Linked DNA regions of Homo sapiens: all the other regions are linked to region 3. Evidence: chromatin loops called from intact Hi-C (ENCODE). Cell type or tissue: heart left ventricle. All regions are shown on one strand. Links, peaks and the distances in the headings refer to the core of each region. The heading gives the core; the rest is flanking DNA.

Region 1 (10,350 bases), core at 901-8,900, 91 kb after region 3:
AAATGACCATTACCACAAATAGCAATGAGACTGAGTTTCAAGTTTCTCACACTAGTCAAGGCACTAAAAACGCCAGGGTTTAAAATCTGCCCAGATAGGCTGACTGTAAGTCATCCACCGGCTGCCACACCCTCGCTTGGTTCAGATCTCCCAGAGGATACTCTGTCCCTGGGGCAGCACTAGCTCAGATATACCTGGCAAGCATTAAGCTATTGAAATGGCCTCTGCCCAGCCCTTGGCTCATCCACCCGTGCATCAGAATGGATTCCTGAGGGTCCACTGACCTATGTATTTGGGATGGAGGAAGACAAGCTTCGTGTGTGTCTCCGAGAGTGGCCTGCTGTCATCTGTACTTTTTTGTAACACTCTCTTCATGATGGAGGCCAAGACAAGGTAAAAATCTCCCTTCTTCATCAATACAAAGCCATTTCTGCAAACCTGGCTCTCTGCCCAGCTTCACGACCCATTCTATGACAAGCGCTTATTCTCTGAGACGTACCCAGCCTCCCAGCCAGATGCCTTGGCCTGGCTACTGAAATGTATGTGATAGGGACAGAGTCCAAAGCCAGTGAGTCTTCTGTGCAGAGTTGCTCCTGAAAAGGGAAAGACTATTTCTGGTTCTGCTACTCCAAACCAATGCAAATGTCTATAAAAACCTATAAAAATGGCTCCTCAGTCAGACACCCCTCCTACCATCTCAAATCCCTTTTTTTTTTTTTTTCAGCTACCACTGGTCAGCCAGTGGTATATACAAAGAATCCTGGCTATGGTAAGGGTGCCTTCAATTTTATTCAGACCTGGGCAAAAAATAAAAAAAAAAATCTTACTGTGCCTCAGTTTCCTCATTCTGTAAAGTCAGGGAATTGGATGAGATGATCTGATCTGCAAGTTTTCTTTTAGCTCCAATGATCCATAAACATTGATTTCTACGGAGTTGAGTTGAGTTGTGGCCATAGGAATCCTGTACCACTTGTAGAGTCTGTTATGAACAAAGTTCATGAGTTCAGTAGAACTCAGGGAAGCTGTGACTGTCATGCTTCTCCGTAATTGCCACAGACAGACCAACAGTGAACTCAGCCAGAGGAACCAGCCAACACAAAGGAAAGCATGCAGGACCCAAAGACACAGGCTGCTACAGGCCTTGGCACCTGCCCAGAAGTGGCGTTGACCACCATTTTTACATGTCACCTTCCCAAGAGGCATTTCCCAAGTGCACTGTACCTTATATAGCACTCTACTAATGGAAAAGATTGTTATCAGAGTGAGAAAATAAGAGCGGTAGAGACAGTTTCTCCATCTCTACCTCTCAAAGGAGAGAAGCAGAAGGAAACTGAAAACCTAAACTTGTGGGTTAAATTTTGATTCTGTGTCATTGTCTTCAAAACACCCATGTAAATAAGTATTCATTGCATGCCAACCCACACGTGTTTTTCGCCAAATGCCCCTTTCATCAGAACTCACAGAAGGAATGAAATTAGCCTTACCTATTTTAAAGCCACCTAACTTTCTAGAGGAGAGGGAGTGCACTGCTGTTATCAAAGCTGCTCTGTAGCCTGGGAGCCCTGTTTGGGAATTAAGAGGGCGGAATATCATGATGTGAACACGGCTCTTGTTCTTCTTTGGTGAGCATTCCACATTCTGGGTGCATGAAGCTTATCCTGGAATTCCCCTACTCTGTCTTCCCTCTGCCCTGTTCCCCAGGGAATGTTGGGAGACTGGGGAATGGAGGTGACATTCACTCCTCTTGAGTTCTGTGATGTCACTTGATAGACACCTGCCTTCTACCTCTTTCTTCCATGTAGTGGCTGCTCTAGAGACCAAGGACAAGACCCATCCTATTCTCCGTGTTATTTTTACAGTGCAGCCAGACACGGGCTTATCCTGCAAGCTCCAGGCCAGCCAAAACTGGAACTGCGTCTCTGCTCCTGACCAACATGAAAAGTTCCTAAGCTGATACAAAAGGTTGCCAGCCAGCCCCTCTGGGAGCTGCTACTCTTGCTGCCCAGATTCCATGAGCACAGCATGGCTCTCTGTTACCCAGTCTCCATGCTGGGTCCTTGACCCCCTTTTAGTGCCTCTGGGCCTGGACACCCCATGCATCACTAGTTATCATAACCTGGCTCCTCATCCTTGCTTCCTGCTTCCTGCCCAGTCTTGACTCATAATTCCAGTTTGGTCCTTTAAACTCTGCCTGCTATCCAAATTGCTGGGCTACTAGAGGTGCTGATGTTCTACTTCAGCCTGGGCCCCAGGTCAGGCCTCCGGATCCACCGGCAGCCCTTTCCTGGGGTGTGCTCCCCCCTGGGTCCTACACAGCTCCCAGTGAGAGCTGATCTTCCTTACTTGGGGTTGGCTCTCTTAAATTTGGGTCCCACCTTCCGCCTAAAACTGAAAGAAATTTCTCTCGCCCTGCATTTCAGGTCATTGTCTCTTACTCAAGGGAAGTCCCAATCTGAGAAGTTCTCTGATAGGGCAGACAGTTAATAAATGTTCAGGAAAAATAAGATACTGTTGAAAACCAGAAAAGTCAGTAGCCCACTCTCTACTGCTATGAGCATTCCTAAAGCGGGAATGTTCACAGCAGTAGAGCATTCCTACAGCCAGGATTTTCCTAAACTCCAGCTTTCCAAAACACCATCCAGTAGAGATATGTCTTGCAATCGAAATATTAAATGGGTCTTGGGCTTTTTAAGAGAGTCCAGAAAAGACCGTGACATTTCCTATGATATTTCACCAGGCCTCTCTTTCTTTCTCTTGGCTTTGAGCCTCGGAAGGATGCATACTCAGCTTGATTCTTCACACTGGCCTGGCATGAGTCTGAACATGTGCACTCATCTGAGCATTTCCACAGGGTCACAAGAACAAAATGCAAAACCCCAAGATAGGTCATAGCTGCCCTTTCTTCCTCAACATCCTTTGTGAGTTCTCAGATCAAGCAAACTCATCAGTCTATTAGTTAATTCCACATTAGCCCCAAATGTCATCTTGCAAGGTTTCCTCTGCTGCTTAGGTGACCCCCAAGACCACATCTTCCCAGATGCAAGACATCCCTTGCCAAGTCTTTACAGATGACCCAAGGAAAAGTCATATTCTCTGTGGACTCTCCACTGGAAAAGTCAAAAAAATAAACTGTTAGGGATGGTCCAGACAGGCTGCAAAGCAATGAGTCCCAGGGCCACCCGCCAGGCTGCCCACTGGACTGCGTCTGGTAGTGCATAGAGCCAAGGAAGCACAGGTCCCAAGGCAACTCCTCCAGACCGCAGGGAGGGAGGGTACTTTGGAGGTCGAGGCAGGAGGACAGCTTGAGCCCGGGAGTTTGAGACCAGCTTAGGACAGCAAGACCCTGTTTCTACAAAAAATTACAAAAACTCGCCGGGTGTAGTGTCACATGCCTTGTAGTCCCAGATACTCAGGAGGCTGAGGTGGGAAGATCGCTTGAGCCCAGGAGGCAGAGGTTGCAGTGAGCCGAGATCATGCCACTGCCCTCCAGCCTGGGAGACAGAGTGAGACCCTGTCCCAAGAAAACCAAAAAGATGACAAATTCAAAGTTCCTGGCACATAATACATGCTGTAGATGGTAATCATTACTAGTATGATCAAAGTAAATGGCAGCTAGAGGGAAGATGTGACCCAGAACCCCTGGAGCCTGGTCTGGCCATGAAAAGAGTTTGATCAAATATACAAATGTGAGCAGCAGGGATTTCCATCTGCAATCTTTGAGCCATGGCTGGAAGACAAGTTCAGACGCCCTCTTGCCCATAAGTGGGATCAACATCTCCATGGCAGGTCTTTTCAGTGCGATATTTCAATACGAAAGACAGAGACAAAGTTTCCAAAAAGAACCATCGGGCAACAGGGAGTTTAGTTCATAAGAGATTTATCAGAGATTTCTGTGGTTGTGTGGATGATTGGTTTGCTGCAGAGTGATATATTTAGGCTTTTTCTCACATCTTTCTCTACTCTAAAGTCCCTTCAGAGATTCCTTATGACTTTATAATGCTAATCCTTTCAAAAATTTTTGAAAAATTTGACAGGTTTTATATAAGTGTGCATGTATGTGTATATATGCATGTAAACATACAATTTTTAGAAGCCTAGAAGTTGCATAAATATTCTGTATTCCCATTCCTAGCATCCTCCTGTTACCAGATGTACTGATGGCATATTGCTTTCCAATGGGATTCTGCACAACTGACAATGGTAATCCTAGGATTATGAACCAAGAACATGAAAACTCAAGTGTGAAGAGGTGGGTTTTTCAAAAGGTGTGAAAACCTACTGCCTATTTGCCCCCCCAAAATCCCCCCAAAACATTTGAGAGTAGAAAGAAGTCTTCTTTCACTCTGTAATTTGCATTTTCTCTCCTTCCAATCTGACCATCGTATTTTCATTAATTTCATTTTACATTTTATCCTCAGATATATACTTCTTCACATCTTTATCTTCCCTCTTCCTCCAGTTAGTTCTGACACTCATTCAATCTTTACTCTCTCCACTCTCTCACCTTTCTGCTTTCTCCATCAATAATGCAGTTAATGGAAATTATCTAACATTTGTCACAAAGAGGCAACAGGTCCCTGGAAGTATTTAATAGCAGATAATTCTGGCAAAGCCCCAATACCAATAAAGCTAGAGGTCTGCTTTGCCCAAATTTGGCATTTCACTCCCCAAAGTTGCCTAAGGAAGTTGTCAATCACTTTCCCATTTATTAACATCATACAGAAGCACACTGGAAGGAAGCCTGGCCTGGCTGAAACAGCAGAGTTTATTCCCACCATCAACCTCTATAGCACGCTGTTTCTAACTTTCCTCTCTCTCTAGTCAGCCCCACTTCTTGAAATTTAATCTAAATTGCTCAATTTCTTTGAAGCTCCTGAAACATTAAACAAGCAACTCACAACATTTTGGAGGTTCCCCCCCTCTCTCAGTGATTCGTTTGCTGTAATTTCCCTAGAAATCCCTTAAGCCCTGAATTTATAGACCTAGAGATAGGGACAGGAGAAAGGATAGAGCTAGTATGGAGATATGACTTAGAGTGACATTGATTTGCTTTGATAATTGGGGGGGTTGGAGAGCTCTCAGGGAGGATATGTCTGTCCTCTCTCCTTTGCCTGTGTCTGGAAGGGCTCAGGCTGTCCTTCCCCTCTCTTCCCTGCTTCCCCTAACTCAGCCCTGCTTGGGTCCAGTTAACTCAGCCCTGCTTGGGTCCAGCCCTGCTTGGGTCCACCCTTAGACATTCACCTTGGATGATTAAAGGCCTGAAAAATCACAGTCAAGTCATAACAAACCCATTCTGCAGAAAAGAGGGGAAAGGGTGAAGAAGGCTACGCGAGTTTGGTTGTGTGACGCTCTGCCCACCAGCAGGTAAACAGAATGGGGTACTGAGAGCAGAAAGCTGAATGGGAAAACCAATAATTGAGGCTGTCAATAGTGGAAACACAGAATATGCCTTTCCAATGGCTCTGCTTTCGTCTAAATCCTGCCCTTCCCTAGGCCTGTGCCCACCGCCTCCCCACACCTTTCCCAAAGACCTCAGGCCCGGGGCTGCCCCTCCTGTGGCGCCAGTGGAGGGAATTTTGTACCATTCATTATCATTTTTTATCCAAGTAACCTGACTCCTCAACCAAAATGTATTTGTGAGTCCCTTGCCACATACTGCTACTCAATCAATATTTATTTTACTATGATGAGCACACAAAGATGATTCTGATTCCTATGCTGATGACGGCCTCACTCAAGTGCCACTTCACAAGTGAAGCCTTTCCTGACTCCTACTGTAGAATTTTGGAGCCAGAAAGGCGCGGAGAGATTCTTGAGCCCTCTATCCCTTCTCTCAACTACCATTACCTGCTTCTCAAACTGGTTCTTGTCTCCCCAGTCTGATCATAAATTCCTCGAGGGTGAGAACCTTTCCTTGCCCCAATCTAAACGTGACAGGGAAGAGGGGTGATAATAACCCCTCTCTTCTTTTGTTACTATCCCAGTGTTGAATTAGAAGGCACTCAATAATAAAAATAACAATAACTTCCATTTGAATGCTACACAATTTACAAAGAGCTTTTAAAAACATTATCTCTAATGAGATAATGCCCCTCACAAAAAGCCTGGGTGTTAAGTAGGTATAATCAGCTCTAAGTGACAGATGGAAACTGAGGCTCAGGAGGGTTAAGTGACTTGCCCAAGGGCAGAGAGCCAGGTTCGCATTTCTGGTGTGGATCAGCATTTTCCTCTACACTGCAGGGCCTCCCCAGAGACTTTAAAACATCCCTAGCATGAAATGACTATCAGGCAAATTGAGGCAAGAAAGACAAATTCCAGGAAAGCTCACTCCTGCCACGAAATCCCACACTTGGCCATACTTGACATTTACAGTAATCAAGATTTAATCTAGCGTTTTCCTCACAAGCCCACGGACTACTTAAGCCCGCAGGTACCATACCCTCTCTCACAGAATGCCCCTTGCCCAGTGCCTGGTACACAGTAGGCACTCAATAACTGGTAATAAAATGAGCAAATGATGACAAAATAAATGAGCAAGCAAACACATGTATAAACCTACAATGAGAGGCGTGTTGAAGCTATAAACGTAACCAAGAATAGATTTCAAATCTAAAGGAATCCACAAGTGTAAGAAAAGCTGATTTCAATTTATAGAATTACAAATGTTTGAGATAAAACAGCTCTAACACAAGCAAAGACCCAGCAGAATAAACAAAGAGTTTTATTACTTAGCTCCAAAAGGCCAAAACCAGCAATTCTACACTGGAGAAAATGAAAAGAAAAAAAAGTTATTCAGGCAGGAAGCTCTTCCAATTCCAAAAGGATAAATTAACTATAACCATTTTTTTTACAAAAATAAAAATAAACAAGCTTTACTAGAAATGGCTAGCTACAGGGGGAAATACGTACTTCAGCAAGTCAGAATTTAAAGTCTTGCTAATAGGTAATGACAGCAGGCAGCCCTTAGCAGCTCAGCATCTCACCAACAGTTAAAACAGCCTTAAACACATATACTTTTTGTGCATGCTAATTGAGTTTTCAGTTTAACAATCTCTCCAATATAGTGCTGCCCTCCTGTCCACCTCTAATACTGCAGAGGGTTGAAAGTTTGCTCAGTTCTTTCCCTGGTATGTTCTCTTTCCTCCTAGAAGCCTCTCCTGGTCCCTCATGACAGGTGTGGCTTTACTTCAAACAGACACAATCTACTCCCCATGAAGATTTGTAGGTCCTCCTCACTCTTTTATCCCTTTCATTCAGCAAGTCTCAAGTTTTATGATTTAGGGATCACTTTAGCAGGATGAAAAACTCTACAAACAATCTACCCTAAAACATTTTTTTCAATCATAATTTAAGACAAATGTCATCTTCATGAGACAGCCCCCGCTTCCATGAAATACAGTGATCATTAGTTTGGGTTTTGTTTTTTCAGTAGCACGCGTAAAATATTAACTTAAAACAAATATAGTCACACCCCAAACCTAAACATTTTAGAGGTGAGTTATAAATGAATAAATAATTATGTAAATAGATACTGAATACCTGTCTCCCTTAGATAGAAGGATGCCCTATGAAGGCAGGAACTGTGTGTGTTTTAAGCACTGCTGTGTCTCATACATGATAGGTGCTCGATAGGTAATTGTTGAATGAATGAAAACAGACCACCCTAAGAATGATCTTAGACTGAACTTTGGAAATTCTGTGTTTATATGTCAAAATGATATCTTTCACATGGAATGGTGTCTCTTCTTTTCCTTACCTGGAATCCCAGCACTCCTACCATTGGTCCAGACAATTCTTCTACACCCTTCAAGATGGCACTCAAGCCCGGCTTCTTCCAAGAAATCCTTTTCTACCACTCCAATTCATGCTAACCACTGCCTTATTGGCTTTCTAATAATCACATTACAGTCAGAATCCTGCAGATAGCTCCTAATTTTTCCATGTGTCTTAGTTGTTTTCTCAGCGTTTACACAGGAATGATTAGTCCTCCTGTGTGCCCACGTGGTGCTGACCACAAGCAACAGAGCAGGGATCAGTTCATCTTTGTTTGACTGGACCAACTAACTAGCCTACTGTTACCAATACCAGTGATTATAAATTCACAGTCAGGCAGCTGAAAAGTAAAGACACAACTTACATCATATAGATAGCATGTAAATAGCACTGGGTGTTGGGGTGAGGTGGAGAGAGGAAATAGCAAATCGAAAGGGTGGGCATTGGGGTGGGGCAGGGAGAAAAATCATAGGAAGGCTCTGCATCACTAGAGGAGGTACCACAACCCAACCAAATCCAGGAAGCCCCACATGAATGGTCTTCTCAACAAAGTCCTTTAAAGTTTACCCCTAATTATAGTCTTGTATCTCCTGATGACAGGGATACATTCTGAGAAATAAGTCGTTAGGTGATTTTGTTGTTGTGTGAACATCAGAAAGTGCACTTACACAAACCTGGATGGCACAGCCTACGACACACGCAGACTGTATGCTACATACAGCCTAGTGCTCCCAGGCCTCTGACCGTGCCTGAGACTGTACTGAACACTGTAGCAACTGTCGCACAATGGTAAGTATTTGTGTATCTAAACATGTCTAAACATAGATAAGGTACATAAAAAATAATCTATAAAAGACAAAAAATGGTGCACCTGTATAGGGCACTTACCATGAACGGAGCTTGCAGGACTGAAAGTTGCTCTGTGTGAGTCAGTGAGTGAGTGGTGAGTGAATTTGAGGGCCTAGGACATTACAGGACACTACTGTCGACTTTACAAACATTGTGCACTTAGGCTACACTACATTTATTTTAAAGATTTTCTAGGCCAGGTGCGGTGGCTCACACCTGGAATCCCAGCACTTTGGGAGGCCAAAGCGGGTGGATCACCTGAGTTCGAGACCAGCCTGGCCAACATGGTGAAACCCCGTCTCTACTAAAAATACAAAACTTAGCCGGGCATGGTGGCAGGCACCTGTAATCTCAGCTACTCGAGAGGCTGAGGCAGAAGAATTGCTTGAACCTGGGAGGCGGAGGTAGCAGTGAGCCAAGATAGCACCATTGCACTCCAGCCTGGGCAACAGAGAGAGACTCCGTCTCAAAAAACAAAAAAAAAAATTTAAAGATTTTCTTTATTCAATTAAAAATTAACCTCAGCTTACTGTAACTTTTCTACTTTACAAACCTTTTAATTTTTTTTAACTTTTTGACTCTTTTGTAATAACACTTAGCTTAAAACACAAACACACTGTATAGCTGTACAAAAATACTTTTCTTTTATCCATATTCTATAAGCTTTTTTCTATTTGTAACATTTTCTTAACTTTCAAGGTTTTTGTTAAAAACTAACACACAAATGTCCACATTAGCCTAGGCCAGGATCGTCGATATCAAGGATCAGGATCCTTGGTCAGGATCATCCATATCACTGTCTTCCACATCTTGTGCCACTGGAAGGTCTTCGGGGAAAATAATACACAGCTGCATGTCCTAAGATGACAATGCCTTCTTATGGCTACCTCCTGAAGGACGTGCCTGAGGCTGTTTTACAGTTAACGTTTGTTTTAATAAGTAGGAGTATACTCTAAAATAACAGTTAAAAGTATAGCACAGTAAATACGTAAATCAGTAACAGTCATTTATTATCAAGTATTGTGTACTGTACAGTACTGTACAGAACTGTCTGTGCTAGACTTTGATAAGACTGTCAGCCCAGTAGGTTTGTTTACAACAGCACCACACCACCACACACACGTAAGTAATGAGTGCCACTGCACCATTACGACGGCAGAAAGATAGGGAGGTTTCGGCTCCGTGATAGTTTTATGGGACTACCATCGTACATGTGCTCTGTCCTTGATCAGACTCTTGTTATGCAGTGCCTGACTGTATGATCCACCCCACACGGTCCTTGGGAGATGGTGGGAGGTGACGTGTGTAAGGCACAGAGCTGCACACTGCGGCACTCATAAGCATTAGGCATTCTTGCCACCATCACGTGCCAGGTGGTGGCTGTCCCCCACCAGACCAGGGACTTCCCCATTCAGTGCTGCCTCCCCAATACAGAGTCTTGTCCCAAGGAGGCAGTGCTCCCCAAATGAAGGAATGCTGGAAAGGAGAGGATACCCTTCCCACGTCATCCCTTCAAAGAGCCGCCCGGCTTCCGCTTTATGGTATCCTCATGCAGGCTGGGTTATTATGGCTTACACAGGGCTGGTCACCCACCCCAGCTGCCATAAAGGAAAGGGTTGAGCTTGAAAATGCAGTCTGCCTCACCCCACTTCCAGATAGATGGGGGCCAAGCGCTGTCAGATATACAGCAATCTGGGTGTCCACAGCTGTCTCCACGCTCCTTTCCCC
Region 2 (10,350 bases), core at 1,204-9,203, 71 kb after region 3:
GACGTTAAGATAATCCCGTTTCCCTAATCCTATCACTATTCTGGCTTATTGCCAGGAAAGACTAGCTATCTTTATGAAGTCAGAGATAAAGACAAGAGAAAGACGGGAGCCTTATCTTAACGTTGGATGCCATCTTCCCAACTTCTCCGTGGGTCCTCCTTTCTTCCTAATGTAGGATATTTGGACATATTATTTTAATACTTGCATTTTGAGCTCTTCAGAAGAAAAGCAGACATAAAATTGTGAGATTATCATAATTAGTAATATTAATTTTTAGAGCTAAGATAATTTGGGTTTGATTCATTGCAACCATATGGCACTTATTGGACAAGCACATTACTACTTAATTAGAGGACCAAGAGCTCCTGGTGATGTGACAAGAGTCTGGAAAGGCTGCCTTTTAAACTGACATTACAGCAGGATAGAGCCTCTGGCTCAGACTAGCAGAAACAGCCAGCGGCAGAGAGGAGCAGGCCTTTGGTTCTCCCAGGGCCCCTGTTGCTGAGGTGATAATGAGCTTTACTTCCCTGCGCTCAAGCTCCTGGTTGCTTCAGGTCCTGTGTGTACTGCCACACACAATGATTAGACTGCAGTCGTTAGGGTGGCACTAGCTGCTGCAGCAAACACACCCCAACACTGAGGCGGTTTCTAGGCACAATAGGAGTTTATTTATTGTCCACGGTCCAAAGCAGGAACAACCCTGCATTCACGCTCTCCCACAGCTCGGTTCAGAGACTGGTCTCTGTCCTCCCATAGGGCCCTGTGGTCATCTGCATACTGGTCTTCCCTCCTCAGGGCCATGGCATGTGCTGCTGCCTCTGTGCATAGTGGCCGTCCTCCCAGACCTATCATGAGTGGCTCTTTATCACAGGGTCACAGCCCAAGTGGAATTCCCTCGGGGAGGCCTTCCTCTCCTCTGCTATCTGAGATAGTCGCATGCCCCTCTCCACCTGTTATCCTAGTTTCTTGAAAGCACTTACCCGTATTTGAAAGTCTGACTGACTTAGCTGTTTGCTTCATTTTTCCCTCTCTTCCTGCCATAGCACCAGCCTTGTCTATGCTATTCTTCACTGCATTTCCAGCATTTACAACTCCTGATGGGCACTCAGAAAATATTTGTGGGGAAAAGGAAGAGAGGGAGAAAACGAAGAAGGGAGGGAGGAAAGAAGAGAAAGAAGGCTCAAAGAGTTTAAGTGACATTCCTAAGGTTCCCTTCCCAGGAAATGGCGGAACCCTGTGGAGTCCCCACCTCCCCGTCTGTGAGCTTTTCCACCATGGACTCATCTTGACGGACTCCCTGCAGAATGCTCATCCCTCCTCGCACGTGGAGAGAACAGGCCCACAGAGAGCATGTGGGGATGGCGTGTGATCCACCCCACTCCCTTCTCCAGCCTCCTATCTGTGAGCTGGCTGGGGTGGGGGACTCAGGCGAACAAAGGTCCAAGGCTTAATCTCTACGGGGCCAGTTTGCTCAGTTCCAAGGCAAGTCCTGTTCCATCAGACACTCCTCTCACTCTGGCCAAACAGCTACAGACTGTATCGCCCTGACAGGTCAGGCTGCCCCTGCCCTTCCCTGGCCTTCAGAAAAGATGTAAATTAACTTTCCAGACCCGAGTCCACCTCACCTATTCAGGGATCCGCCAGGTAAAAGATGTTCTCAGCAATCCAGCCCCACACGTGAAAAGCCATCCACGGTAAAGGAACCACAGGCTCTGAGGCCATCTCTCCCTGCCACAGGGCACTGTGCAGATGGGAGTGCCCAAGCACAGGGACAGACCAGCCCTTCTCCCTGCCTCCAAGGGCAACACATACCCTCCCAAGCAGCAGGGGTGGGTCCCATTCTCATGCCCACCAACCCCTGCCTCAGGGCCCCTGCAGGCCTGGAGTGCCCTCCCTAGAATCTACGGGCCTAGGAAGCAGACCTCTAATGCGTATTGTGGTACGTACTGAGGTAACGTGTCCTCAACTTCCTTGCTTCCCAGTGAACGTGGGAGAGGAAAGAGAAAAAGCACAGGCAGAAGGAAACAGCTCAGGTCCCCACTCCATGGCCTACCAGCCCAGGCTTCTAGACACACTCTGCACTCCCCAGGGAGCAGGAGCCAGGAGACTTCCACCTCAACTCCCTCACTCTTCAGTTGGAACATAATGTCTTCACAAGGGTGACTCACTATAGCAGTGAAAACTGACTAATTATTTTGATCTTCTTGAAGTCAATTGCCTCATTAGTGAATATTCTCCATCCTGGGCCAAGACCCAGTCTTGCAGTCAAACTTGGCTCAGTCAACCAAGCATGAAGTGGTGGGACAGCCTGGCCTCTCTCTTTTCTTTAGGTCATGCTTAAGGTCTTCTCTCTCTTGCTCTAAAATGGACATTTCCCTCTAAAAACCAGTGTCTGATCTCAGTCACGGCAGGTAAAGCAGAGTAGAGGGCTTATCCCCCTTTTTTCATAACCCTGATCATGCCAAAGCCATGACACCATGGAAAAAGAATAAGATGGCAAAAGTTCCACTATCCAAAAATGCAAAGCGTCCTTTAATGACTCAGACCTGGCCAAGCTGAAATCAAGCCTGAGATTCACAGATTTAACTGTTGGCCATGGTTGGACATGAGGCTTTCATCTCCTAAGCATCTACTATGAGCCAAACATGAGGTTAAGTGCTGGGGATAAAGGAGTGGAAAAAACCAGGCAGAGAGCCTGCCACAACTGACAGGGGAGCCTCCTGTTTCAGGGGAGCCAGCCCTGCTCTTCTGTGTCACTCTCCCTCAACCCCTCAAGCTCACCTCACCCCACTCTTCTGCTGTCCACAGTCCCCAGATGGAGCACCAGAAGTAGGTAATGTGCTCCTCAATCAACCTGTTCTAACAGAATAGGCCTTCACAAATAGGAGAATTCTGGAGGCAATGCTGTAACACATATGAGTTACATCAATGGCAGAAACTTCAGGCCCGGAGTCAAGGAGGCAGGAGACACACTCAGAAAAGGCCTCACAATGCCCTCAAATAGTAGGAGCAGAGTCCACACATAGGCCTGATTCCACCAGAACCAACAAACAGAGGCTGGCAAATGCCAGCCGTGACCTGACTTGAAGGTCACATGCTGCGACCACATGTTCCACTTTCTGGTATTTCTGCCAAATCCAATTCAGTGACCACAACATGACAGAAGAGAGAGACCTGTTATGGAAAGGTACACCATGTCTACAAGCTTGGTTTGCAGCGTAGAAAAGCCACACAGCCAAGGAAGGGGCATGAGCAGGTGCTTAGACTTGGGCCTTCCTGAGGACAAGCATGTTTTCTCAATCATGCTGGTGAATATCCTCAGGCCAAGCTCAGATGCCTAGCAAATATCTGAAGTGATGTACTCACACGTTTCAGATTGGGAACAGATCAGAGAAAAATTTGAGAGCCATATAAGACAATATCATTTAGTCAGCTCTGAGTAAAATGACATTCATCAAAGTAAAAAGCCGTGCAATCCTGGGTAGAAAGCCTTGGTTTACAGTTCACTCAAGCAACAGCACACAAAAATTATATTGCTGCCTCTCCAATTCCTAAAACCTGATGTTTCACGAACTGAGTGCGGGATCGATTTACAGAGGTGGTGCACTCAGCTACTTTCAAGCACTAAAGGACCTGAGCTCTTAACGAGGCAAAGCACAGAAAAATGTGTCATGCTGAAGGCGAGCGGCTGGACTTTGGATCCCCTCCCCAGCAAGGACAGGTGTTGCTGTTCAGTGTGTCATCACAGTCTCTGACTCACACCAGGGCAGAGCAGGAACTCTTTGCTCTCCAGGAAGCCTTAGAAAGGGTAGGGCATCCTGAGGCTCAGGAAGCCTCATTTTCCTATTGGTTCAGAAACAGGAAAGGATGAAACCAACATGCCCATCACACCACCACCAGCATCTCCTGAGGTTCTCATAAGACCATCATAGAATAGCTTCTCACCCTTCCCAATTTGGGTACACTTTGCAATGAATCCCTAGCATTGGGTTCTTGCTAGGCCCACCTCCACCTCTCTGAGGACTGAAAAAAAATCAAAGTCAGGTTAATAGTAGGCCATTTAAGATCACATAAAATGACCAAATACCTGTTGTGATACAGGAGGTCTGAAGGGAGAGCTGGAGAAATTCAAAGGCTGTTACCCACCCGTGGTGCATTCATTTGTGTTGTTTTGTGCCTCCATTACCTTAATCTATTCACAAGCCATAAAATATCACTAAATGGCATTTTTTAAAGCCTGGGCTTCAAGGGCTGTGTATAGTGCTCTGCAAAAAACAGCCTTGTGGGAACTCCTGGCTACAGTAGGACCAAGTAAAGTCATTAATGGGAAGATCGGAATACTAGAGCCATAAGAGACATTAATGATCATCTAGTTCAACCCCTCATCTTCCAGAGGACAAAAACTGAATTCTGTTTCCCCATCAATCCCCTATCTTTCTACCTCTTTTGATTCATCCTTCATACAGATGCCCAGCAATGTTTCTAAGAACAGTTGTGATCATTTTACTCTTAAGATTAAAGCTCTCCATCACAGCCTTCAGGATCTAGTTCAAATTCCTTAATATAACCCAGAAGGCTTTTGATGATCTGACCTCTGCCTTTCTTTAAGCTGTGCATATTTCCATGCCCCTGTAACACACGCATGCACACATGTACACAAACACTCCCCCCCACACACAAACTGACCTACTTGCAGTTCTTGAAATATCCATTGTGGGAGTTTTGCTTCCAATATCTCAGAGTAGTGTATATTGGACCTATCATCTGAACATAACTATTACTTAGCAAAAAATTAAAAATACCTATTTGCATGCACTAGAGAGCAACTCAAAGCAGGCAGAACCTGGGAGAAGGGAGCATTGGATGAGTTTCTGGGTTTCACAGTTTTTTGCTTGAGAGCAGAACCCAATCTGTAGTATATAGAGTGATTAGAAACTAGATAGAAATCTGCAGGATCAGAAGGGCAGCTGGAAAATGGAAGGAGCAAATGGTTGGGGCAGCTGGAAAATGGAAGCAGAAATCCCCAAAAGGAGAAAGCCTCAGAAGGGATGCTCCAAATTCTGCATATAAACTCCATCCAAATCTGTGGCTGACTCCTGAGCTATACATGCATGGGGCAGATTCCAAGCAACCCATCTAAAATTAATAGAACTGATCAGAGATTTCAGCTTCTGCCCCCCATGGAGGAGATAGTTTGGTGTTTGAGTTCAGTCAAATTAAATGCCTGCTAAAATAAAAAGTCAACACTCTCCAGAGAAACATAATAGAATCCATAGTCTCTACACTAGACCATCAACAATGTCTAGAATATAATCCAAAATTACTAGACATAAAAATATGGCCCATACTTAATAGGCAATCAATGGAGACTGACTCTGAGATGAGTTAAATGTGAGAATTAGCAGACAAGGATTTGTCACACACAATGCTCTGTCATCCATGCCTTTCCCCTCACTAGATAACTCTCACTCATCTAATCTTAGGAATCAACTCCTCCCAGAAGCCTTCCCAGGGCACTTCATTCCTCCTGATCACTCAGGAACTTGTTATATAATTGTCTAGTTACTTACCTGCTTCCTTCTTCTGCTTTCTTGAGAGTAGGGAGTGGTTCATTTTTATCTATAACATCAATCAACAGCACAGGTTTGATGATAAACGTGGGTTGAATGAATGAAACAAAGAATGAAGAAACTGAGACTGATAAAAGCTTGAGTATTGTTGACTCATGGGTCGCCCTTTTCTACCTTGCTCACATTGTCTTGAAAATGCTTGGGTTCTTTTTCTGTTACTACGTCTGGTGTAGGTTATTTCTGTGGCAAGGAGGGCGCAGGCACTGCAGAGATGTGCTCACATCCTGCACACTCCCACACTCAGAAGCCTGCTGCCTAGTCTTCTCCCTGATCCCCACTTTTCCCAAGGTGAGTCTTATTCCTTCTTAGCATCAGTTCCAACGTGCCTACTAATCCTCTGCTTAGACTAGTTAACATAATTTCAGCTAACTTTTATTGAGTGCCTGTATGGTGTGAGGCAGGCACAATGCCAAGCATTTAACAAATACTAACCCATTTAGTCCTCCTAACAACGCTATGAGGGATACATTACATTGCTGCCATTTTACATATGACAAAACAGAGACTGTGAGAAGGTTATTTATAAAATTAGTAACCGATAAATTCCTTTGCCCACCATACTAGACAGAGAGCAAGACTTCAAGAGAAGCCCATTGTTCCTCATTGCTGACACTCCTTAGGTATCTCACTTCTAATTTAGAGGCACTTTGAATGGGGACAGTGTGTCTATCCACCATGAAAGTCCTAATAAACGCCCAAGGCTATATGAAGAATTGATCAGCCAATGTAAAGTTAACCTGAGCACATGCTGCTTGCCCATTATCTTTATGTTTCTCTTCCCTTCCAAAGGGGTGTGAGTGATAATCCCAAAGAATGACTACTGATGGTAGAGGCCTCTCTCTGTTCCTGACTGGAGCTGGTGAGGAGGGGGCCAAGCTGGAGGAATATGGGTAAACATGGCACAGAAGCCCATCATCCCAGCAGCACAGAATGTTTGCTGGGTCTAATGGGACTGGAAAGCTGAGGGCTGATGTAACACATTTCCCCAGAGATAATCAATCTTTGAGAAATCGCTGGAGCACTAATGGGATTAATGGATAAAAGACAAGTCTTTGAAGTTTCACCCTGTCCTGTTTCATCAAAAGCTATTTCTTCACTAACTACGTGCCCTCTGCACGTATGCCATTTCCATTATTTCTTTTTGCTCTCTGAGTATTTATTAAAGTTTGGCTTTCTGGTTTTCCTTTATCTTCTGGAATTCTTTCTGACTCTGAGAGTCAATGTTAAAACTCAGTTAAACACAATTGTCAAGACATGGGAGATCTGGAAGTCCTAAGTCTAACTAAGTCTAGCTCACCTACTGCACACTGTGTGCTAGAAACCTTTGCAAGTACTTGAACTTCAGGCTAATACACACACATACACACACACACACATATGGACTCTGTCCAGAAGTTGCTTGAAAGGTAATGTTCACTCACCATGCATTTTCCACTTAAACAGAAAGGGATCATCTTAAGCCAGGTTAAGTTCATCCAGGTTTCACTGTCTAAAGCTGGGCGATGTTCATCCCGCCATCTACCACTCTTTTAGTTGGTAAGATTGAGGTATCCAAGGTTAGGAAGTGACTTTCCAAGCACTCAAAGCAAGGCAGTTGGAAAACTTTGATTCAGACCCAAAGTCTTTCTTGGGTCTTCATTGCTTAGATCACTGAGCCACCCTCCAAATTTAATACTTGAGAAGGCTTCAGTTACTTAAACCCAGAGCAGCTAGAAAAAGAGAAGCAAGTACCACAGTGTGTCTGTTGCTTTTGGTAGTTCAGGGACAATCTGGAAAATCTCTCCTTAGCAAATCACCTCAAGAATGAAGTGTCTTGTTAAAATAGTTTCTTATCACTGGATTTGTTTCCTTTTTCACAATTTTGTTTAAAAGTGCAGGTTTACAATTGATTTATTTGCACTGGCAGGAAGCAAGAGCAGCCTGTTTGAATCACTCACCAGAAACCTAAGACTCTAGAGAGTCAACCCATGTTTTTGTAAGTCTTCCCAATTCCATAAATTATGGAACTCTATTAAAATGCTATCATGTGCACAATTAGTACTGCTAGTGTTCTTATTAGAACTAAAATGGTTTTCCTCAAATCATTACACTGCTTATGAAAATGATAAAGGCACTGTCTTAAAATGCAACCAATAGTTTACAAGTCAGAAAATGCTCACCAAAGGACTAGAAAACACACCCCTCTGCTTCTTTCCCCTCCCCACTTCAATGACGATGACTGCCACCATTGAGTGAGCTCTGACACTGTGTGTGCGCCATACCTGTATTATCTCACATATTCCTCCATTGCCTTGTGAGACTGGCATTAACTCCATGTTTCTGAAAAGAAAGTGGTACTTAACAAGGTGACTTGCTCAAGGCCACACAACTATTAAGTGGTAGGGCTAAGACTGAAACCCAAGTTTGTCTGATTCCCCAGTCTCTGCTTCTAAACACTACTCAACACTCCCTCATTCTCTTTTGTGACCTTCCTGATATTATGAAGACAAGTTTTTAAGTTACATTCAGGCAAATCAGAGGTGCGGGTGATAAGCCACAACAGCTTACCAGGCTGCAATATGGGGAGCAGAGAGAGACAGGTAAAGGCAATGAGCATCTCTTCGGCTTAGTCTACAATTAGTTCCAGAACTTTGAATTTGAAATGGACCTTAAAGATCATCCAGTTCAACTCTCATTTTACAGATATGGACTGAGCAACCCAGAGAGGCAAAGGGATTTGCCCTGGCAACAAAACCTGGTCTCTGGGTTCCCAGGTCTCCATGTTTTCTACGCCCTCCACAATGCCTCATTCAGTGAACCGTCAGCCTTCATGTGTACCCAGCACAGCCAGGCACTGTGAGAGAGGAAGGAAAGCAGACCCAGTGTCTGGCCCCAAAGAACACAGTCAGGATTATTGTCCATGAAGCAGTCATAAAATGGTGCAAGGGGATATTCTTAAAAGCCCCAACATGGATGACAAACAATGAGGTCACATACATTCTGGGAATGGAGACTCCGTGAAAGGAGCAGGGTCTTGCAGCAAGGAGGGTTTAGATAGAGGAGGGGAGGGAGGAAGCCCACTCCAGGCCCTAGGGATAGAAGAAGCCACGGCAAGGTGGCGGGCAGCTTGGTTTTCCAATTACGCAGCCAAACCTAAAGAAAGAAAGAGACGTCACTTTTGGTATCTACTCCACACGGGAACGTGAACTTTTTACTCCAGCTGGGTTATGGGACCCAGAGCCCGAGAAGCCAGCCTCGGATGCAGGTGGCTCCAGTTATGTTTTAGATCAGCCACAAATAGCCCTTGCTTTGTACAGGGCCGTGACCCCGCCGAGCCATCATCATCACTGGAATGCCTCAGAGGCCAAGGGAAACACATGCAGCCGCCAGAGCCGCTGCAAAATCGATCCAAAATCCAGGGAGCGGGGGAGGAGGGCCTGACTCAGCCATGGTCAACTCGCCTGCCAAAGTCTTCTGGCACCTGGACCATGCTGGAAGACGCTTCTGGATCCCATTCTTTCTGTGAACCTTCACCACTGAAAGCCATTTTCCTTACCCCCACTAGAAAACAGAAAAGTGTACCCAGGATGTACCCACCAGGGGGTGGTAAGAAAAGTCACACATCTTGTTCCTAGGCTATCAATAGCAGGGTGGAAGAAGCATCACAGATGACAGAAAAAAAAAAGGAGCGCTGGGTGTGGAGTCCAAAGATTACACCCTGCCTTGGCCATTTACTTACTGTATGAACCTGGCCTGGTGCCCAAGCCATTCCAGCATCCGCTTCCTTATCTTTGAAGTGAGAATACGAATACTGCCTACGTCACAAGGCTGTTGTGAGGCTCAAATGATGGATGAGAAAATGCACTGTCAATTTTAAAGCATTATACACATTTCAGTGGTCACTTTTTTTTTTTTTTTTTTGAGATGGAATTTCACTCTTGTTGCCCAGACTAGAGTGCAATGGCGTGATCTCGGCTCGGCTCACGGTAGCCCCTGCCTCCTGGGTTCAAGTGATTCTCCTGCCTCAGCCTCCCAAGTAGCTGGAATTACAAGCATGCACCACCACGCCTGGCTAATTTTGTATTTTTAGTAGAGATGGGGTTTCTCCATATTGGTCAGGCTGGTCTCGAACTCCAGTCAGTGGTCATATTTTCCATCAGGGAAGGCATATCCGTGGGTTTTCCATGTGCATGGGCAAATGAGGGGCAGAGATTATTCTAGTTTTAATGAAGACGTTCAAGAAGGCAATGGCTTTGTGCTGGTTCTCAATGGAGTGGTTCACAAAAGTATACCAACAAGGAAATTTCATCTCAGCAAAGTTCTCTGTTTAGGGCATGGATGTCAATCTGGAAACGGCAAAGCCACTACTGATGGTAACATCACTATGGGCCAGGCAGTGTCCCAGGGGTTTTGTATTCATCATCTCCAACTCTTCTTGTCAGGAAGGCAATTTCTCCCCCAGGCCTACTGTTCACCCCTCTGCTATTCACGGGGGCACGTCCTTTCCTCTCTCTGCCCCGTCTCTAGGTCTCCCTGTAGAAGGAGTAGCTATTATAACTAGTTACTCTCAGGGACATTCAGTGGGCAGGCTTACTGTGCCTCAAAGACACGGCCTCCTCCTTCTTTTATTTATTTTTTGTTTTGTGGCTGATAAGAAAAAATGGACCACTGCCCTCTGAACTTTGCTTGCTATTTCCCCCAACTTTCTCTTGTACCCTCAGCCTCCATGTGGAAGGCAAAC
Region 3 (10,350 bases), core at 1,074-9,073:
TATAGGTAAAGAAACTAAGGCTCAACAGAGTTAAGTTGCCCCACAGCCAGGGATTAGTCAAACCCAGATCTGACTCCAAAATGCCATTTCCACTATGTCATTTCATACCTTCTCATCATCCCCCCATGTGGTCTTCTTGGATGGTGATCGCACTGATGGCAGCAGTCACACGTGCTATCATGCATGTTTGATCAGTGGCTACCAGCAGACCATGAGCTGAGGGTTTAGGACTATGAGCCACCAGGCCCCTGACTAACCTCAGGCACAGCCCAGCTTTGGTTTCAAGTTATGGTTCTCTCTCAGGTGGCATCTCCACTTTCCTATGATTCAATTCATCAGCAATTACTTACCAAATGATTCTATGGGCCTCTCTGCACTAGACTTCATCCCTGCTTCCAGGTACTCACACACAACCTGGTTAGAGAGGTAAGATCATGACATATCAAATCGTCAGAGCTCAATTACCATGGTGTATGGATGAGTGCCACACTATGAGGAAATGGAGGGCATACACTTATTAGTAATAACCCATATAAGTAAGCTCCTTACTCCTTCTTATGCACCCACATAGCACTTAACAGCTTACAAAGACAGATCTCATTCTATCCAAAAGTTCAAACAAAACACCAAACCACACAGCAGATAAAAGACCCAAATGACACAGCCAGCTCTACCAATTATAAACCCTATGATCGTGGGTAAGTCACTTCACCTCTCAGACCCTCAGTTCTTTCCTCTTAAATTAAGAATAACCACACTTGCCCCTGCTAACCACACAGGGTTCTTTTGAGGATCAAATGAAATCACGCATATGAAAGCACTTTGAAACTACAAGCCACACAGCTGTACCATGGTAGATTATTGGACAAGCCAAATATTATTGCTCTCATTTACAAACAAGGAAACTGAGGCTGGAAGCAGACCCGGGACCAGGGCCCAAGTCTTTAGGTTCTTTGGCCAGAGGTCTGTCCTCTCCATGACGATGCTTCACTAACTAGGAGCAGGTAGGAAGTAAAGAATCCGGTTGGGCCTCAATAATCTAGGAAGACTCCCTGAAGTAGAGGCCAACAGGCCACTGACATAGTTGATTAAGAATAAATTTTTTTGAGTCATCATTTAAGAAACAGTAGGTTTCATACAAAATCCAAATTTTTGCCTTGAAAAGTCAGAAGAGCTCATAACAGCGGGCACAGACTTCCTCAGTGATGACCGTCTGCTGTGGCCGCCACCTTTAGGAAACACCTGTCATTTCAGTTCATCACAGTTACCCTGGTCCCCCATTGTTCCTCCAGCACGGAGGCCAAGTGTCAGTAGCTAGTTTTCATTATCCTTGCATTGCTGTCTCTGTGTAGCAATGGAAGTGAGTATGTTTCTGCGGGAAAGTGAAGACTCCTCCTGCACCTGTGTACCTTTCTTGCTTATTTCAGCAAGATTTAAGTTTGCATTGTCTGACCTGAAGGACAAAGAGACTCCCAGGAGATAGGGTGGCAGGAATGTAGCAAGAGCAAAGTATGGCTGGGAAAACTGAGCGTGGAGGTGGGAGGCCAGGTCGGAGGATGCGGCCTGACTGGGAGGAGGGGCTATGCAGAGGGCACAAGGACAATGGAGGACTGGGAAGACTTTACAGCTAAGAAATGAGGCTGCAAGATGGAGCAGGGAGCTTGAATGATGATGGCGATGGCAGGGACAAGGGCACCATGCATGGTAGTGCCAGCCCAGGGAGCAGGAGAAATGGAAATTCTGATGGGCAAGAACCAGGAGAAACGCCTTGCGAACTCATTCATTCAAAAATTTACTGCGGACCCACTGCGTGCCAGGCACACTGAGTTCTCTGGGAATACAGCAGGGGATCAAACATAACAAAAAATCTCCACTTTATGGCAGATGCAGCCACATTGGGAGGGATCTTTCCACAAAATTCCCCCATGAATGATTAAGGATAGCTGCTTCTGAGCCACGGAGGACAATAGGCAGAGCTGACTGTGACAGGGAGAGGGGATAGTCAAGGCGTGAGGTTAAAAATGCCCCACCTGCCAGTGCTCAGCTGGTGAAGGCACAAAGCAGCTGGAACTACCTGCCCCATCTGTCTTCGGAAGACCCAGAGGAACTTGAGCATGAGAATACACATAGCTGGTCCTGCCACTCCCCCACCTGCTTGGCCAGGCTGCACACGTTTTGCAATTGATCCCATCCCACACGCGTGCTCTCCTCTGCTTGCCACACTCTGGGACAAGGGGGGAGGCATAAAAAACATGGCATGATAAAAAGATCTGGAATTGGGATGACTTGAACTCCAGCTCTTTCACGTGACCTTGGGCAAATTACAGGATCCTTGGCTTCTGGTTTCTCATCTTTAAAAATGGGGACAATATGATTTGCCTCAGAGAATTTCTCTAAGGCTGCCATGACATCATCTATGTGACAATACACAGCCAGGCCAGCGCGGGGACATAGCGGGGCTGCAGTCAATGCTGGTCTTCTCCATGCGTGGGAGGATGGAGGCTTCTTGAACCACTCGCAAGTCAGAAATAAAGCTGCCAGGAGCCTCGCAAGGAAATGCTTGCCCTCTTCCCACCCCCCTCACCTCGTACTGGTTATGTAAACCTTGGCTCACTCTGGCATTATTTGAGAAACATGTGAAATCCCCTCTGTGGTAACTCCATTTGGGTTAATACTTCCATCCCCAGTAAATTCCTGTTAAGATGCAAGCATAATCCCTGGCGAGATCCCACCCTGGCAGAAGCACCCACTGAGACGGTGTAGAGAGGGGACTCTCACCCTGGAAATTCAGGCCCTGAGGGAGTTGGGTGAGCACTGCTGAGGGGAGCTCTGGGCTGCCAGAGGTCAGGGGGTGGGGGAGAGGGCAAGGAAAATGGCCAAAAGAGAGGTGGAAGAGGAGGCCACGCGTGCCCACCTAACCATGTGCTAATGACCAAGCATGGGTGGAGAAGGCACCTTGTCCCTTCAGTCAATACCCATTAGCATCCGCCATGCAGCAAGGTCACCAATATCAGGCACTCTGGGGGATGGTGTGCCCAACGCTGACGCTGGCCTCCCAGATCTTATGAAATGTCTCACCCCTCCAGGAGTCCTTCCAGCCAGCTTGTGGCTCAGGCCGCTGTCACCATAACCCTCAGTGCAGGCCCTGCCCCATGCCTGGAGCCCTATCAGTGGCTTTTGTTGGATTCTACCTGCCTCAGTAAAGGTGCAGATGTGTCTTCACACATCACAGACCCCAACAGAAGATTGCTAAAATGCAATCCAAATCCCTTTTTAACCTCTCTACTTTTTAGGACTGTTCAATATCACTGATTTCAAGGACCATGGTACGTCTTTGTTTTTCTAAATAGGGGGAAATGTCTGCAACCAGCATCCACCTTTAACTCCAGCAAGAAGGGGAGCAAGGGAGGGGAAACTGCATGTCAGCTGAGCAGGAAACAATCGAGGTTTCTCTGCTTCTCTGAAGACTACAGATCAAGCCAAGCAAAGAGCGACCATCCTGAGCTATTTGTGTTTCATGTAATAATGCCCTAATGATCCAATTAGCATTGATTCTTCAGCAGCAACAATATTTTCTGACTGATCCAGCAATTTAGCGATCACTGTTGATTGATACAATTTCTATGAGTAATAAAGCAGTTTGAAAGAAATTTGTTTAAGTCTTCACAAATCACTTTTTAAAAACATTTCAATTTTAACCTTATTTCCATTTTCCATTTTTTCCCAACCAGTGGACCCTTTATGACATTTCCCTTGGGCATCCCACTCCCCTGGCCATCACGTGGGCCAGCCCTCCCTGCCCCTTGTCTGGGCATCCTCAGCCTTCACCGCCCCCCGCAGATGCTCGCTGGCTGCAGCCCGGGGAACAGATGGGCGCAATGGCTGAGCCTTAGGGAATGGTAGCCGGGCACACAGCCTCTGTGGAAATGGCCCAGGAGAGAGCCACTGGAGCAGGCTTCCTGAAAACCTGCCCTGGTAACACCGCTAAAATTGGAAACCAGGCAGGGGTGGGGGACAGCGTGGGAGGCGAGTGGGAGGGAAGAGGGACAGTCACAAACAGGGAAGGGAGCTAGAACAGACTGTCGGGATAGAATCTCCTACCCGGGAAGCGCCGGGCTTCCCAGGAAAAGAGCTGAGACCCAGCAGCTGGGTGGAGAGAGCAGCCCTGGGAATGAACGGCCCTTTTGACGTCAGGGACTGGGCAGAGGGCCGCGAGGTCTGTGCAGCTGACCCTTCCTCCAGCAGTGCCCCAGCTGTGTCTCCCACCAAGAGCCTTACGAGATGAAGCCTGTGTGTGTGGAAGGAAAGCCTCACCGCCTGGGAGAGCTGGTATTGGCCCAGCCCTCACCGTCATTCAGGTGACTGACACGGTACCCGATGACCAGTGGGCCCTGATGGAGGGGACCAAACCGGAGTGCTCTGGAGGCAACTTCTCCCAAACAGTTCTCTGGCTGTTTTGGTACCCACTCTAACGCTGACCTCCTGATTATCTTCACGGCTCCTCCCTTTTGCCCTGCCCACGGACGCTTTCCCAGTCAGGTTATTGTAGTAAAACTAGGAGTAAAAATAGCTGCTAAAATTTCACGAGCTACCATGTGACAGGCATGACGCTAGCTAAATGGTTCATATGTGTTATGTCATGTAATCCTCTTAACCACCTTCTGAAACAAGTGTTATTCCCACTTTACAGGTAAGGAAACTAAGGCTTAGGGTGGTTTAGCCACTCAGTCAAAGACATTTAATAAGCCAAGGAGTGAAGCCAGTCAAAATGAAAATCCCTGGCCTCCAAAACCAGGGTTAGGCATTACAGAACCTCTCTGGATCATGAGTCCCCAAATTTCAGCCTTAACCAGGCAGATTTTCTCCTGACTTTACTTCCTCCTCTCGGCTTCCTGCAAGTTCAGCCCTCATCCTCTGCTTCTCAGAGAAAATACCTAGATGGGGAACACCTTTCCAGGACACTCTCCTTGGACAAAGAACCACATCATCCAGGTTCCCTCTGCTCCCAGAGAATGGCTAGTCCTCTTCTCAGAGGGCACTTGGTAGGTCAGTTCCAAAGCCTATTTCTTTGAGGCCTGTCAGAGCTACCTGACCATTCTCATTCACAAGAAAGTCAGACTGACAGACTCATCCCATTTCTCTGTAAGATTCAACATGATTTTGGTGGAGTTCCTATAGCAGTTCCCCAATTCCCAAACCTTTTACTGTTCACCACTATCTCAAGGAATGTGAGAAACTTCCGAGTCTGCAGCTCAGAAATCACATTGAAGGCAAGGGTGAGGAGACAGTTTTTGGCCACACTTCAGTTCTTTCTATATTAAGTGAAAGCTTATCTTTGTCTATATATGGTCCAGCACCGTTATTTCCGTGGGAAGGTCATGCCAAAGTCACCTAGTTACCTCGTCACTCCATCACAGGAGATACATCCCAGTTTATACACATATCATGCCTACTAACTATATTGGTTACTCAGGGGAACAAAAAATGCTTCTTCTGCATAATAGTTTTCCAGGCTCCTGTGTAGAAGCCTTGCTCCCAAACCTGATTCTGTCTGTTTTGACGACGAAGGCTAGAACAAAGAGTCTCTGCCACCCGTGGGATTGTTTGGCTTTTAAACAAACCTCCTTAAAGAACATACAGATAGGAACAGCAATCAAAACTGCATTTATTAATGTTAGGTCTTCAATACTAAAACCTATCATTGTCGCCTTGATACCACTGGAAATGTTTTGGGTACGTAAATAAAGGTGGAGCTAGGGAGGGCAGAGGGAGCAGCACAGGTCTTCATTTGGACTGACGGCACATTTGTTAATTAATGTTCTATCGAAGGATGCTCTTTCCTGAAGTTTTGCTTAGCAGTAAAAACAGTGCTGTTGGCTAATGCTGGTTTTTTGAAGCTTGGATATAAAAATGAAGAACAAGGCTAGTGAGATTAAAGCCACCATCTGCCCAGTTCTTCCCAGGAAATGTCTTTTTAAGGCAACATCATAGGGAGCAGAAAGGCCCATCCTTCCTTCCAACTGGTTATGTCTCAAAACAGGCCAACCATTGACCACTAGGAATTGAGTGCTTAGGGTCTTCCCAGAGACTCAATACAACACTCTGAAGCATCTCCAAATCTGAAAGCTGCCTGTCAAGACATCACGTGGCCAGGCTACTGCATCTTAGTTCATTACTTCCTTTCTGTCAAACAACAGGAACAGAAATCAGCATTTATATTCCATTGGGTCATTTTGGTTTATTTTCTCTCAGCTCCACAAAACATTAGGTCCTGTCACAGGCCTCAGTGGAGAGATACAGAATGCATCTTCGCTGATGTCATCCAAATGAGATGGACAAAGTGAACCCACACTATCATACCCTAGGCAATGGAGGCTGCTGTGTGCAGAGGCAGAAAGAGAAGAGATAACAGGTTGCTTTTTGCTTGAACGTATATTTTTAAAATTGACCCAGAAAATCATACTTTCACTGGTTTCACACATTGGAATTAAGATTTCCCCCCAAGGGCACCATGTGATAAGGTCTGGTCTTCCCCAGCCCATCCACTACTGGACTTGGCATATGCCCCACACGACAAGCAAGCAGATACACCAAAATACAGACACATTAACACAGCAAGACTCAGATGTGCTTATCTACCAAAACTCAAACCAGAAGAACAAGAGTATCACAAGGCATTGTAGTAATCTCATGGTGGTGGAAGTTTAGGACCAGAAACCCCTGGAGGCTAACTGCAGGACTGGAGGGAGGGGAGGAGATTTTGAGTGTCTGGAGTCTTCAGAGTAAACAGAAGCCCCTCACTGTAGGGAGGAAGATACCACAGCCTAGTGTGGGCCCGGCACCACTCCCCTCCATTTCTCAGGAGAACTTGGTTCACTTCAACTATCGCCTCTGCTCAGGTTGCTGGGCACACTCAAGAATCAAAGGATGCAGTTGCCATGGTGATTCTGCTTTTGTGATGGATTCAACCTTGTGTCTGATCCCTTGCACACTGCTGGGGTGTGGCTGGGAGAACTGCATATAATGGTAACTGAGAAAAGTTAGGACTAAAGTAGCCTAGAAGTGCCAAGTTAAACCCAGCAACAAAGGAAAGACCCTTGGCAAAGATACGAAAAAGGGGGACATAACCTTTCCATTTTCCATTAGAGTCCTAGGAAACTTAGTTTTTAAACAAAAAATTGATTACTAACTGCTACTATAGTTGATCACTCATTAAAAATTCTTACTGGTATTATTCTATTGCTGAAAGAGCTCCCTATCCAAATGCAGTTAACTCCAATCTGACAGTGAAATTAGTACACAGGCATGATAGTAGTCTACTACAGCACTGCTGCTCAATGTGTGGACCAGCAATCAGTCACACTGACATTACCTGGGAGCTTGCTGGACCTGAGATTCTCAGGCCCCAACCCGAACCTGCTGAATCAGGATGTGCATTTTACCAGGATCCCCAGATGGCTCTTGGGCACATTCAAACCTGAAAGGTACTGTCCTGAGAGACACTGTGAGGTCTCCGGCTCTGAAAACACTTCGGGCTGAGATGGAATGGAACTTATGTAATTGATAGCAAGACTTTGATAGAGCCAAGTGGACTCTGAAGCCAAACTGCCTGGTCCAGCTCCAGAAGCAAATGTCCATAAGCAAAATTATTAACCTTTCAATGATTCAGTATTCTCATTTATAAAACAGGGACAATGGTAATGCCTATCTGTGATGTCCTGTGAACGTCAAATGAATTCATTTATGTAAAGCACTTAGACTAGGTAAGGCATGTAGTAAGCACTGTACACAGTGGGCAGGCAGATGGGAGGATGGATGCAAAGTGGAAGTGAAAAATGGAACCTGGGAGTCATTCCACAGCTCTGGTGCACCGGACTGCTCCTACCTGCCTGCCAGAGACAGCTTCTTTGTTAGTCATTCAGACCTTTGTCCTGGCCATCACATCAGACACGGCCCTGCTTTGCAACTGATTCCCAAGGGGGCCACAAATACAACCTGAAGCGTAATACACTGCACCCCATCCCATCCCTGGGTAAACCGGCATCACCCAGAGATGGTCTACGTAGAGAAGCACTGCAAGGCAGCATGTGGGAGAGATGGACCCCTAGTGATGGCAAGATCTCCTCATCTACCAGAAATAATAAAAATGCTGCAAAATAAGCCAGCAATTTAAAAATATCTAACCCATGATTTTCTGGGTGAAAAAAAATTAGCCTTGGGTTGCTCCAGCCCTTGGCATCCTCGTCCTGCCACATCAGGGTTGGTGCAGTGCCCAGCAGCTGAGCTGGGTGCAGAGGGGAGAAAATCTGTGTTGGACCCCGGCTGAATGGCTTTCCTGACTTGGTAGCTCCAGATGTTAGCTTGTCATTGCAGAGCAACTGAGTTAATTAGGCATTTCTGTGGAATCAGAATTCTGAACAGTAGAGAAGAAATGGAAAGGGAGGAAGAATGGCCCCCCTGTACCACAGACAGTGTTTACTCTCCAGGTATTCCCCCGGGAGCAGGCCGAAGGGGCTGGGAGAACACTGGCCCTCAGAGAGCCACGTATAGAGACACTGGAAATGGAAGAGCGGATGTGCAGAAGAGCAAGGAATAATGCTGCCTGAATCCTTCCCTTGAAGAGAGTTTGCTTGGCACCATCCCACAAAGGCTATGTGTTCATAGCAGGCGGATATCCAGAAGCCACCTTTGTGAGAACCTCACCCATGGAAAGGGTGTCAGAGCTTCCATGACAACTATCAGTCATGCCTTCTTCCCAGAATCGCTCGTCACTTCTATTGTTTTGTCTGAACCAAAGCTCCTGGGAGGGATCTTCCCCTCCCTCTCCTCCACCTCTTGCCAATCTATACTGCCTGTTACTTTTAATTGAAATAGTTAAGCTATGTAGGTCAGCTAATTTAAAATTCTCAAGGGCAGATCACTGCATTACAAGCAGGATGGGACATACGAGGCTGTTCTCTAAACCGGATTTCATATATTAAAATACACACACACACACAGAAAATTTTTGTGAAAAACACCAACATAAAAATGGAGGGAGGCACTAAAGACTCATTTCCACAATCTGGCCCCTGGCCCTACACCAGGCTCAAAGCTGGGGCGAACGCTCCAGGCTGTTGAGGAGCCTGCATACAGGAGCCCATCTCTGGCAGTATCTTCGGCACACCTGACGAACAGATGCTCAGGTGCCTAGACCCTACATTACTTTTCAAGGCACATGCAGGTGACCCATGGTGCCCTCACATTTTTGACCACAGAGTGCCTGGCAATCAACTCACCACAGCTTGAGTGTTCCCTTCCTCTCAAGAACAGGCAATCGGTCAGCCATTGTGTGCATATTTTGCATGCTGAGAACACATATTTGTTCAGAACACAAAAGACATAATTTAACACATGCCAGAAAGGAACCAATAGAAACAGAGAACCAGCCTCAGCATGAGTTTTCAGCACTCCCATCTTTTCCAAAAGAAAAGGAGACACGGGACACTTCCAGCTAACTGACTCGTTTGAAAAGGCTGCATCGTCCAGCAGAACACTCCTTGCTGGAGACACCTTTCTGGGCCGTGAAAGTGATTCTTATTCCATTTATGCTCAAAAAGTTAAAGGAAATGCTAATAAACAGCCAAAGGGAGAAGTGTTGGAATAATGCCAGATTGTATTAAATCAAGTGGGAAGGGTGGACCTGGGAGTAAGGATCATGCCCATCCAAATGACCTTAACTGACCTCACTTTCGACCCCCTTGAAGCTGAACCCAGATCCAACTTGACTTGTAGGTGGAGGAAAGTCAAGCAAGAGAATCTTTGCTGAAGGGATCCTTTTGGGGTCTGAGAGTGGTTTGAAGAGGAGGATGCCTCCCCTATACCCCAACCCCATAGGAGAGGGAAGCACTGACCAGAGAGTATTGGTTAGAGGGAGCAGCTAAGACTTCAGAGGTCTTATCAAGTCAAAGTATATATCTTCAGCCTCCTTGCATCTGAAGAAGTCAACCATCTATGTATCAGAAACAAGGCATGGGCAAAGGTTTTTAATGGCCCCAGGAGCTACTGGGACAGGGAATGGTATCTTCATATTCCAACAACCTCTGAATCTAAAATCAAAATTTAAAATTCCCTAGGCTGAACTTACATGATTTTAGAATGCTGAACAATCTGAGATGAGTTCTGATAATATACAGAACCAAGAAAAGGAGTAATGTCTCCTAGACGCCATCAAAGAAACTATAGTATAAACTTGTTAAAGGCAGAATTTTACTCACTAATGTAAACCCAGTGCCTATCACAAGGCCCAACACACAGTGTACATGCAAGACATATTGACTTAATGAATGAGTGAAAGGATAACACTGATTC

The links. Hi-C counts contacts between places; a loop is a spot of excess contacts. Peaks named below come from ENCODE experiments on the same cell type or tissue, not always from the same donor. Only the 100,000 strongest peaks of a DNase experiment are listed, where the experiment ranks them.
Region 1: it touches region 3 in a loop (2.0-fold over the local background); 1 of 110 quality-filtered maps calls a loop at or near these places.
Region 2: it touches region 3 in a loop (1.9-fold over the local background); 1 of 110 quality-filtered maps calls a loop at or near these places.

What each region holds. Positions count from the first base shown.
Region 1 is chr12:2,141,734-2,152,083 of GRCh38, reverse strand. The region is part of intron 3 of CACNA1C (calcium voltage-gated channel subunit alpha1 C); the gene reads right to left. LOC107984131 (a long non-coding RNA gene) reads right to left here. Exons shown (of 2, transcript XR_001749435.2): 2 at 1-3,250. Among named protein-coding and RNA genes, the nearest start is that of CACNA1C-AS4, 77 kb to the left of the region's middle. In heart left ventricle, for the core only: no CTCF peak of the experiment used is centred there; no DNase peak of the experiment used is centred there; H3K27ac peaks cover 1,476 bases.
Region 2 is chr12:2,162,384-2,172,733 of GRCh38, reverse strand. The region is part of intron 3 of CACNA1C (calcium voltage-gated channel subunit alpha1 C); the gene reads right to left. It overlaps LOC107984131 (a long non-coding RNA gene), which reads right to left. Exons shown (of 2, transcript XR_001749435.2): 2 at 4,170-10,350. Among named protein-coding and RNA genes, the nearest start is that of CACNA1C-AS4, 56 kb to the left of the region's middle. In heart left ventricle, for the core only: a CTCF peak has its summit at 9,156; a DNase peak (open chromatin) is centred at 8,993; H3K27ac peaks cover 2,741 bases.
Region 3 is chr12:2,233,308-2,243,657 of GRCh38, reverse strand. All of the region lies in intron 3 of CACNA1C (calcium voltage-gated channel subunit alpha1 C), which reads right to left. Among named protein-coding and RNA genes, the nearest start is that of CACNA1C-AS4, 15 kb to the right of the region's middle. In heart left ventricle, for the core only: no CTCF peak of the experiment used is centred there; DNase peaks (open chromatin) are centred at 3,916 and 4,179; H3K4me3 peaks cover 575 bases; H3K27ac peaks cover 4,710 bases.